Linked DNA regions of Homo sapiens: region 2 is linked to region 1. Evidence: read pairs that join two places in POLR2A ChIA-PET (ENCODE). Cell type or tissue: PC-9. All regions are shown on one strand. Each heading gives the region's core, and the rest is flanking DNA. Links, peaks and the distances in the headings are about the cores only.

Region 1 (4,407 bases), core at 263-4,262:
AAGTCCTTCAAGGACTGAGCCCTGGGAAGTCCAATATTTAGAGGCTGGGGGAGGAGGACAGAGAGGAGACTGAGCAGAAACAGCCAGTGACATGCGGGAAATGCCAGTTGTGTGGTGTCCTAGGAGAACGGTGACTGTAAGGTCCAGTTGCCTGAGATGGTCCAAGTTGAGGCCTGTGTCTCAGCTGTACGTAGTAAGAGTACCACCCATCTTTCACTCTCGAAAGTGTCTTTATTCTGATGATAAATTACCTGGCCTTCCTACATAAAAGCCAAGTGAAAAAAGTGGTGTAAGTAGAAGGAATAATCAAGTATTTAAATGCTGCTCCTAAGACAAGTAAGAGGAGGACTGAGAAATGGTGGCTGCATTTAGTGTTATGGAGGTCACTGGGACCCTGTCAGAAAATGGCTTTAGTGCTGCGGCAGGCATGAGGACTTGAGGTCAAAGGAAAATAGGAGGAGAGGAATTGGTGACAGTAAATACAGATGCATCTCTTAAGAAGTTTTGCTGTTTAAACAACAACAACAGAAAGAGGCAGAAAATTAATGGTGAGTGGTTGGAAACAGGCTAATCAAGATAGGGTTTAGGGAGATGGGAAAATTGCAGTATGCTTGCCAACTGGGGGATACCCTAAAAGAAAGGGGTAAACTGATGCTGAATGAGAAGAAAAGACAGTGTAGTCAGGGCTATGTTATGACTTCCATGAGCCCTAGGCACTTTTGCCATCATGGGCCCATATTTAAAATATTACACATTATATAAAAGTGAATAAATTAACATATATTAAAGCATTTTCCTTGACCTAGAAGTTCTTACTTTTCTTATGATTTTAAAGGCGCCTCTAAAAGTATCATGAACCCCAGACACTGTACCTACCAGCCTGTGGATTCATCTGCCCTCAAAGTTGTTAGGTTGGTAAGAAGAGAATGGGGTTGGTGGACAAGTGGAGGGTTGGCCTGAGATGCAAGCCCTGGTTGCTCATCCACAGAACAGGACAGAGAGCAGAGTGCAGGGCACAGGTAGGTGGGTAGATACAGTGATGGGAATGGGTGCAAGGTTTTTTTGGTGTTTTTTTCTCTTGATTGTTTCTATTTTCTCAATGAAATGTAAGCACAGTCAAAAGCTGAGAGTGAGGATGGTGGAGGAGGCATGGATGTTTGAGGAGGGAGGAAAAAGTGTGAAACAGCCACCGAGGAGTGTGGCAGTCCATTCACTCGAATGGACTGGGAAAAATGGAGAAGGATTCCAGGGCAGCAACGAAAGCCCCCTGAGGTGAGGTGAGGAATTTCAAATGAGACCAGTCAGCATGAGTTGTGTGTTTTTCCTCCAGCCACATTCAGCTGCTTAGTTGCAGGGGCAGAGTAGGAGGAGAGTTGGAGTCAAGCGGGGATGGAGTTTTGCCAAGTAAGTATGACAAAGCAAGAGGTAGCTGGGCAGTAAGATGTATGCACAATGACTATAATAATGGGCCATGGAAATTAAGCTGGGTAACGATGGAAGTGGGCATATGAAGAGAGTAGGGATATTGAAATGATAGGAGGTTTGATTGTGGATCCTCGTGAGTCAAAAATAGAGTTAAGCTGTAGGGGAATTGAATTGGAAAGATGGCTAATGATGGTATGAGAGTGGGATGCCTGAAATTATGGAGGCATGTGCAGTTATTAATAGGAGGCCTACATGTAACACATGAATAGTTTTTGTTGTGCAAAAATTCAAATAACCCATTACCTCATACAACCTCCAAATATTAATATAATCACTGTTAAAGATTTGATACATGGCCGGGCATGGTGGCTCATGCCTGTAATCCCAGAACTTTGGAAGGCCGAGGTGAGCAGATCATGAGGTCAAAAGATGGAGACCATCCTGGCCAACATGGTGACACATCTCTACCAAAAATACAAAAAAATTAGCCAGGCGTGGTGGCGCGTGCCTGTAGCCCCAGCTACTCAGGAGGCTGAGGCAGGAGAATCACTTGAACCTGGGAGGCGGAGGTTGCAGTGAGCCGAGATTGCGCCATTGCACTCCAGCCTGGCGACAGAGCAAGACTCCGTCTCAAAAAAAAAAAAAAAGAAAGAATTTGATATGTGTCAAATATATATTACACACACATACACACACAAACACAAACACACACACATTTGATGCCTATATTTAATTTTTCTACATACATGGGATTATGCTATACATATTATCCCATGCCTTGTTTTTTCATTTAACAATATATTCTACAACTTTTATGATTGTTTATACAGATCTACCTCTTTCTTTAATGACTTCACTGTTTTAAGTTAAATGAACTTCCAACTGAACTGTCTATGGAATATTCTAGACATGTAGATAACAGTGGATGTGATGTGAAACTAATGATGTTCAGGCTCTGGGTCCGTCACTCTCACAGGCCCTGTCCAGGGATCCTGATTGGGGGTTAGCAACACATTCACATGGCCATAGATTTTTGTAAAATTTACAAGAGTAAGATATTTCAAATGTGATTAGTTAAGACTAGTCTCTTTCCAAATCTCCCCCATGGCACTTTCCCTGTATTGGATGCTGTTGGAGAAGTCCCTGTATTGGATGCTGTTGGAGAAGCTGTGAGCATTCAAAGTAAATATTCACTTCTAACAGAATTCATTTCTGAATAAGCATACATTTTCATACCTAATTTTGTATTCTTTTTTTAAGAGGGCTCTTTATAATTGAATAAGCTTCAGGCCCTGTAAAACTTAGATCTGCCTCTACAGGTTTAGCAATTCTTCTTTAATAGTCCGTTTCCTCAATGATGTCTAAATTCCTGGATTCCTGGCTATGTCCTGCTGCCCAAACATCTGTTGCTAAACGGTATAGCAAAAGCCTCTTCCCTGCTCCCTCTCCAAAAGCCAGGCGACTTTCACTTTCCTAGAAAAGTCATGCTCTGTAAACCTAAACCAAATTTTTGTGGCAGCAGTCCTGTACACTAACTAATTAGGATGAAGGTATTAACCTTCAAACTGATTTTACATAGTTATGAAAACATACAAATAACTCTAACTGTCTCGAATACTTTAATTTGGAGTGTTTTTTTCTATCATTGTTGCCTTAATTCTGTATCAACATAGATAATCATTAACTCAGAATTTTAGATGTACAAGATTATTTGGAGATCACTTAATCTCATCCTCTCATTTTATAGCTTTGTGAGCTGAGATGCAAAATAGGAGCTATGACTATTTACAGTTCTACTGGGAAGAATAATCATTTCTTAAGGAAGGCTCAGTCCTGAGTTAAGTGTAAGGTGAGAAGATCAAGTGAGGCACGTCCCAGCTCAGAGACAGAAAGCTGCTAACCACATACTCTTGTAAAATTCAAACACATTGTTTCTTGCTAACAGACACTAATGACTATAATAAATTAAGGAGGGTTAAGTTAAGCAATAAACAACTACATTGACACAGGGTATAAACTTGTTGTCCTAATTAATGTATTGACCAATAGATCTTTATAGGCTGAAAACCCTTGTCCTAATTCAGCCATAATACATACGTTCTTTTTCTATGTACTAGAACTGAACCGTATTCAATATTTAAACAATAGTTACACAGAGTTAGGTCTTCGAAAAACACAGAGAAGGACTCAGAATAAATCCAAGTTTTGTCACACTTTCCTCTAAGAGTAATGATACTTTGACTTACCTCATAGTATTATGAAGATTAACAAGATTATGCCTATAAATATTCTAAGCTCTTTGGATTTAAAAATTGCAGTTGGCTGGCAGTAACATTTTCTTTATGTCTAGTCTGTGTGGTTCATTTTATAATGAGATACAGCTTTAAAGTAAGGAGACTAATCTTGGACAAGCATATCCCATCAAGACTCATGTATCCAAACCTGCTTTGTCCTGCCATGTGGTCACCATGGGAAACTCTATATTTATTCTGATGAGGATTCCACTGCTTATAACATTTCCTGAACTTCTCTTTAGGCACTGCCTTGGAGTCAACTTATGAGACACAGGAGAAAAATAGCCTCCTTATTAGGGAAATTATGGAAGTACATAAAGTTCTTTAAAAAAAAAAAAACTACTACTACTCATTTACAAGGTAACTCAGTACCCTGCAAAGACAAAGTTCTATGCATCTAGCAAAGAAGCAATTGCAGAAGATGACAAATGTCAGGTTAAAATTCCTAAAGGGTTGATATAAGGTTCATCAAAAGTATTTTTAAGCATATCTATGCATATGACATTCTTCTGGAAGATAGGAAGAGGAGCTTTTTAAATATGAAAAGTCAAACATCTAGTTTTCAGTTATTTTGACAGGTCATATGTTGGCCAACAATTTTAGTAAGTGTGAACATCTGTGTAGTACGTTATAATTGTTAAAGAGTTTTTATGTACATTGGTTTATCTTCACAACAACCCTAAGATAT
Region 2 (4,407 bases), core at 286-4,285, 50 kb before region 1:
ACGATGTGAGAAAAAAACCTCTGTTATTTAACTCCTATCATAAAACCCAATGTAGTTGGGTTTTTTGTTTCTTGCAGCCAAAAGCAAGTCTTACCAACATATTGCCATTGCCATGATCAGAGCCAAAACTGCCTCTGCATCTTAGGGCTTTAGTGAATCATTCTATTTTTGTGCTGCCCAGAACATGGGTGAGAAACTGACCTCACAGTCTTATTTAGTCCTGTTGAAGTCTACAAGCACTTCAGGATTCTTATGGTTATTTGGTGCCTATCAACTTTTATTTTGGTTGTTTGCTTTGAGTCCTAAGCCAAATTGCCTTGTGAAACTGGGTGTGAAAAGTGAGTGCAGCAGTGTGAGAGCAGCAGTGTGTGTAAATACTACACCAGTACTACATACATGGCCACTTTGGCTCTCCCAATCCCCAGGCCAATGCCGTAACATATATGCCAACCCACTTCAAATAGGATTATGGCAACTTATCTACTGAATACTTGGTTAGTATTTGTGGAAGGCATCCACAAATACCCGCCTACATTTTAACTCCCAAGAATATGGACATTAGTTTCAAGCTCTGGAAGCACGTGTGCAAACAATCTCAGATCACTAAGATCATTCATTCTAGAGGAGAATCACATTTATATGAATATATATTCATATATATAATATATTCATTATATATATGAATATATATCATATATATAATATATTCATTATATATGAATATATATAAAATATATTCATAATATGTATAAATATATTCATAAATACATATATATAAATATATTTTTTGAGATGGAGTCTCTATCCCCTAAGCTGGAGTGCAGTGGTGCAATCTCAGCTCACTGCCACCTCCACCTCCTGGGTTCAAGTGATTCTCCTGCCTCAGCCTCCTGAGTAGCTGGGATTACAGGCATGTACCACCACACCCAGCTAAATTTTGTATTTTTAGTAGAGACAGGGTTTCACCATGTTGACCAGGCTGGTCTCAAACTCCTGAGCTCGAGTGATCGACCCACCTCGGTCTCCCAAAGTGCTGGAATTACAGGCATGAGCCACCACCAGGCCTTAAATGAATATTCTAAACTTCACAGTTATTAACTCTTTATTTCCTTCTGTTACCAAATAAAAGTGTTTTCTATCATAGGAGAATCTCTTGATATGTGCTATTAATCCCATCTCCTCCCACTTTCTCAGAAACTTTCTCCTCTAGACAATACCCATTTTCCCCTACATAACTTCAACCTCTCTTTCTCTACTAGACACTTTTCATTATCATCTATACATACTATTGTCTCTCCTGTCTTAAAACATGTATACACAAATTTTACCGAACTACAGATCTCCAACTAAAATTTTATCTGCTCTCCCAGTTACAAAATACATAGCTATAGCTTCAATTTCTACTTCCTTCTACTACTGACTTCTCAGCCCACTCCAAACTGGCTTCTGTTCTTTCCTCTCAGATTCTAGCATTAAGTCGCCAATGATGTGCATGTTGCTAAGTCAATGAAAATATTCATGTCTTTCCTATTTAACCTCTCAGCATCATTTGTAACAGATTTCCACTCCTTCCTTCTAGAATATTCTCTTTCCTTGCTTTCTATCTTTCCACGTCTGTTTACTTCTGTTGTTTTCCCTCTGATTTATTGTTAGTCCTCTTCAGAGACTTCTCCTCGACCCCAACTTTTCACGTAGACCTTTTATCATGACTCAGCCTCGGACCTTCTTCTCTCTCATATTTTCAAACATCACCTCTCATATCTTATGAGATAAGGTGATCTTATCTACTCTCATATCTTCAAATGTCATCTAAAGTCAGTGGTTTTCAAAATTATATCTCCAGCCTAGACTACTCTTCTGAGTGAGAGACTTATAGGTCCAAATGTTTATAGTATTTCCATTTTGGATACTTGGATGTGTTAGAAGAATTTCAAATACAGCATGCCCCAAAATAAATGTATTATATTTAACCATCTTGCCCTAAAACTGCTTCTCCTCTAGAGCTCCCTAACATAATAAGTGGTACCCACATCCTCCCAGATGCTCCAGCCAGAAGCCTGTGATCCAACCATAACCGATATCTCCCTTCATTATCTACCCCCAAAAAATCAGCCACCAAACCTAGTTTACCCCACCTTCTAAATCTATCTGTTTTCCAGTTAACGTCACCATCTTGTCTCAACCAGACTACTCCAGTTACTTTCTGGCTAGTTATCTCTAACCCACTTTTCCTTGCCTCAATCCCATTTTTCACATGGCAGTGAGAGTAATTGTTTAAAATGTAAATCTAATCAAATCACGCCTCTGCTAAAACCATGTAGTGGCTCCTCAGTACTGAGTATTAAATCCAAAATCCTTTGTATTTCCTGAGAAAAACAAGCTCTTTCTTGCCTCCAGCCATTACATGTGCCTCTGCCAGGAATGCTGTTTGCTCCACACTGTGCACAGCTAACTCTTACTCATCTTTCAGGTATGAGTTTAATTACTACTTTCTTTAAAAAAAAATTTCTCCTGATTAGATTAAAAATATGTTAGGTTCCCTATTTATTTTCATGCCACCTTGTGATTTTTCAATTATAGAACTTGTCACCTTAGTAATTAAATACTACTTGTGTGATTCTCCAGTAGGAAGACTCTAACTAAATAATGTAAGCTCCATGAGGGTAGAGACTGGGAATAATTTTCTCACTAAGGTATTCTCAATGGTTATCAGAGAGGAACAGTGAAGCTCAATAAGATTTGTTGGATGTGTAAACTGAATTTTACACACTTCCATCTTTAAGATTTATATTGACTTTCTGTTCTGTTCACAAACATACTTGATTTAACTATGACTACTTAAGTTTTAATTGTGATCATTATTCGATTATGACATATTTATACTTTAGAAGTATTTGATTATGAAAAGGAATAAATTTCTAAAATCTAAAAGAAGTTCTGGATTTTTCTAAGAAGTCCATTTTAGGAACAGAATTTCATTTTTCTTGAAGACTACTAGCCAGTCAATTGTCATGTATTTAAAAAAAGAAAAAAAAAGATAAAATATAAAAAGTCAAAAATCAACTAATTCAGTACAATTGGTGCCTATCAAGGTTTAAAATATAGAACAACATCTCTCACTTTCTTGAGGCATTTTCTAAATTGAACGAAATGTTACTACTAAATCTAGAGCTGTGAGATTAAGTAAGAAAAGAAGTTGAAGAGTGACACTCCAAAAATTTTCTCTAGTAATGTTTTAATACAAGGACCTAAAGGCCACTCTGTGTCCCTGAGGTCCATTATGAATATATGTGGGAATAGAATGATTAACATATAATCAGAGACTATGGGAGAAAAACCCTCCAAAGAGAAAAAAGACTAATGAAGACTTGAATTCTGAGAAAGCCCAAATTCTCAAGGGTTCTGATCTATTGGCATAAGAATATTATGGCAGACAAAAGTAAGAGGAAGTAGTAATTAGAGCAGATTTCTTAACTGCAGCACTCCTGACATTTTGTGCTGGATAATTTTTTGTTACAGGAGGCAATCCTGTGCAATGTAGGATATTTAACAGCATCCCAAGTCTCTGCCCAGTAGGTGCCAACAGTAAACCCACCCGCCAATCCCCAAATAGTAACACTCAAAAGTGCCTCCCATACATTGCCAAATGTACCAGGGTGGGGGTGGGAGGGCAGGTGGGCAAAATTGCCCCTGGTCGAGAGCCATTGAATTGGAAAAAGTCAAATGAATTTGTCAATTCAAAAGTGCAAAAGGACACAGGTTTTCAACCATTTACTGATTTCTTGACTCATATATTTATTCATTCATTCATTTGACCAGACACAGTACTAGGCACGATGTTTCAAATACGAGTACAGCACAGTTTGTGTTAGGAGCTGAAAGTCTATAAAGAGACAAAAAGCCCACTGTCTTAGAATGTATTGTGGATTTGCAGTTATGTGAGGTGTAGGTTTTAATGAGGAATCAAAATTAACCAATAAAGGTCCTAACCTTGCCCGAAATTCATAGTACACCTGGTTATGGTAGATATAGTAAATTGTTATTCAGCATCCAATTCATCTTCCTAGAGTGCCTTCCTGACCTGCACCAGTTGGACTGGTAAAACTACCTTGCCCAGAATCCCTTGCTGCCAGGTTTCTGTTGCATAAGGTTGAATCTACAAGTGAGGAAGAGTCTATCTTCCTGCTGCTTGCTGCTCAGAGGCACAGTCCTGGAAACTCTGGGTTTTCTCCAATTGTGTCCCAATGTCTGGTCTTCAGCTCTGTGGGCATCCAGAGGTAGGTACAGTGGGGATAGTAGTGGTTTCCTGATCCCTGAATGACAGCTATGACACTGTGCTTTTGAACTCAAAACCAAACAGGTCAGTAGTGAACTCTTAAGTCTGCCTCCCTGCTTTGACAGAGGCAG

What was found. Peaks named below come from ENCODE experiments on the same cell type or tissue, not always from the same donor. Only the 100,000 strongest peaks of a DNase experiment are listed, where the experiment ranks them.
Region 2: POLR2A ChIA-PET joins it to region 1 with 7 read pairs; 4 of 35 experiments call an interaction of 5 or more read pairs at or near these places.

Annotation. Positions count from the first base shown.
Region 1 is chr3:107,440,450-107,444,856 of GRCh38, forward strand. The region is part of intron 1 of LINC01990 (long intergenic non-protein coding RNA 1990); the gene reads left to right. Among named protein-coding and RNA genes, the nearest start is that of LINC01990, 12 kb to the left of the region's middle. In PC-9, for the core only: no CTCF peak of the experiment used is centred there; no DNase peak of the experiment used is centred there.
Region 2 is chr3:107,390,562-107,394,968 of GRCh38, forward strand. No RefSeq gene overlaps it. Among named protein-coding and RNA genes, the nearest start is that of CCDC54-AS1, 11 kb to the left of the region's middle. In PC-9, for the core only: no CTCF peak of the experiment used is centred there; DNase peaks (open chromatin) are centred at 2,420 and 4,120; H3K4me3 peaks cover 377 bases; H3K27ac peaks cover 1,263 bases.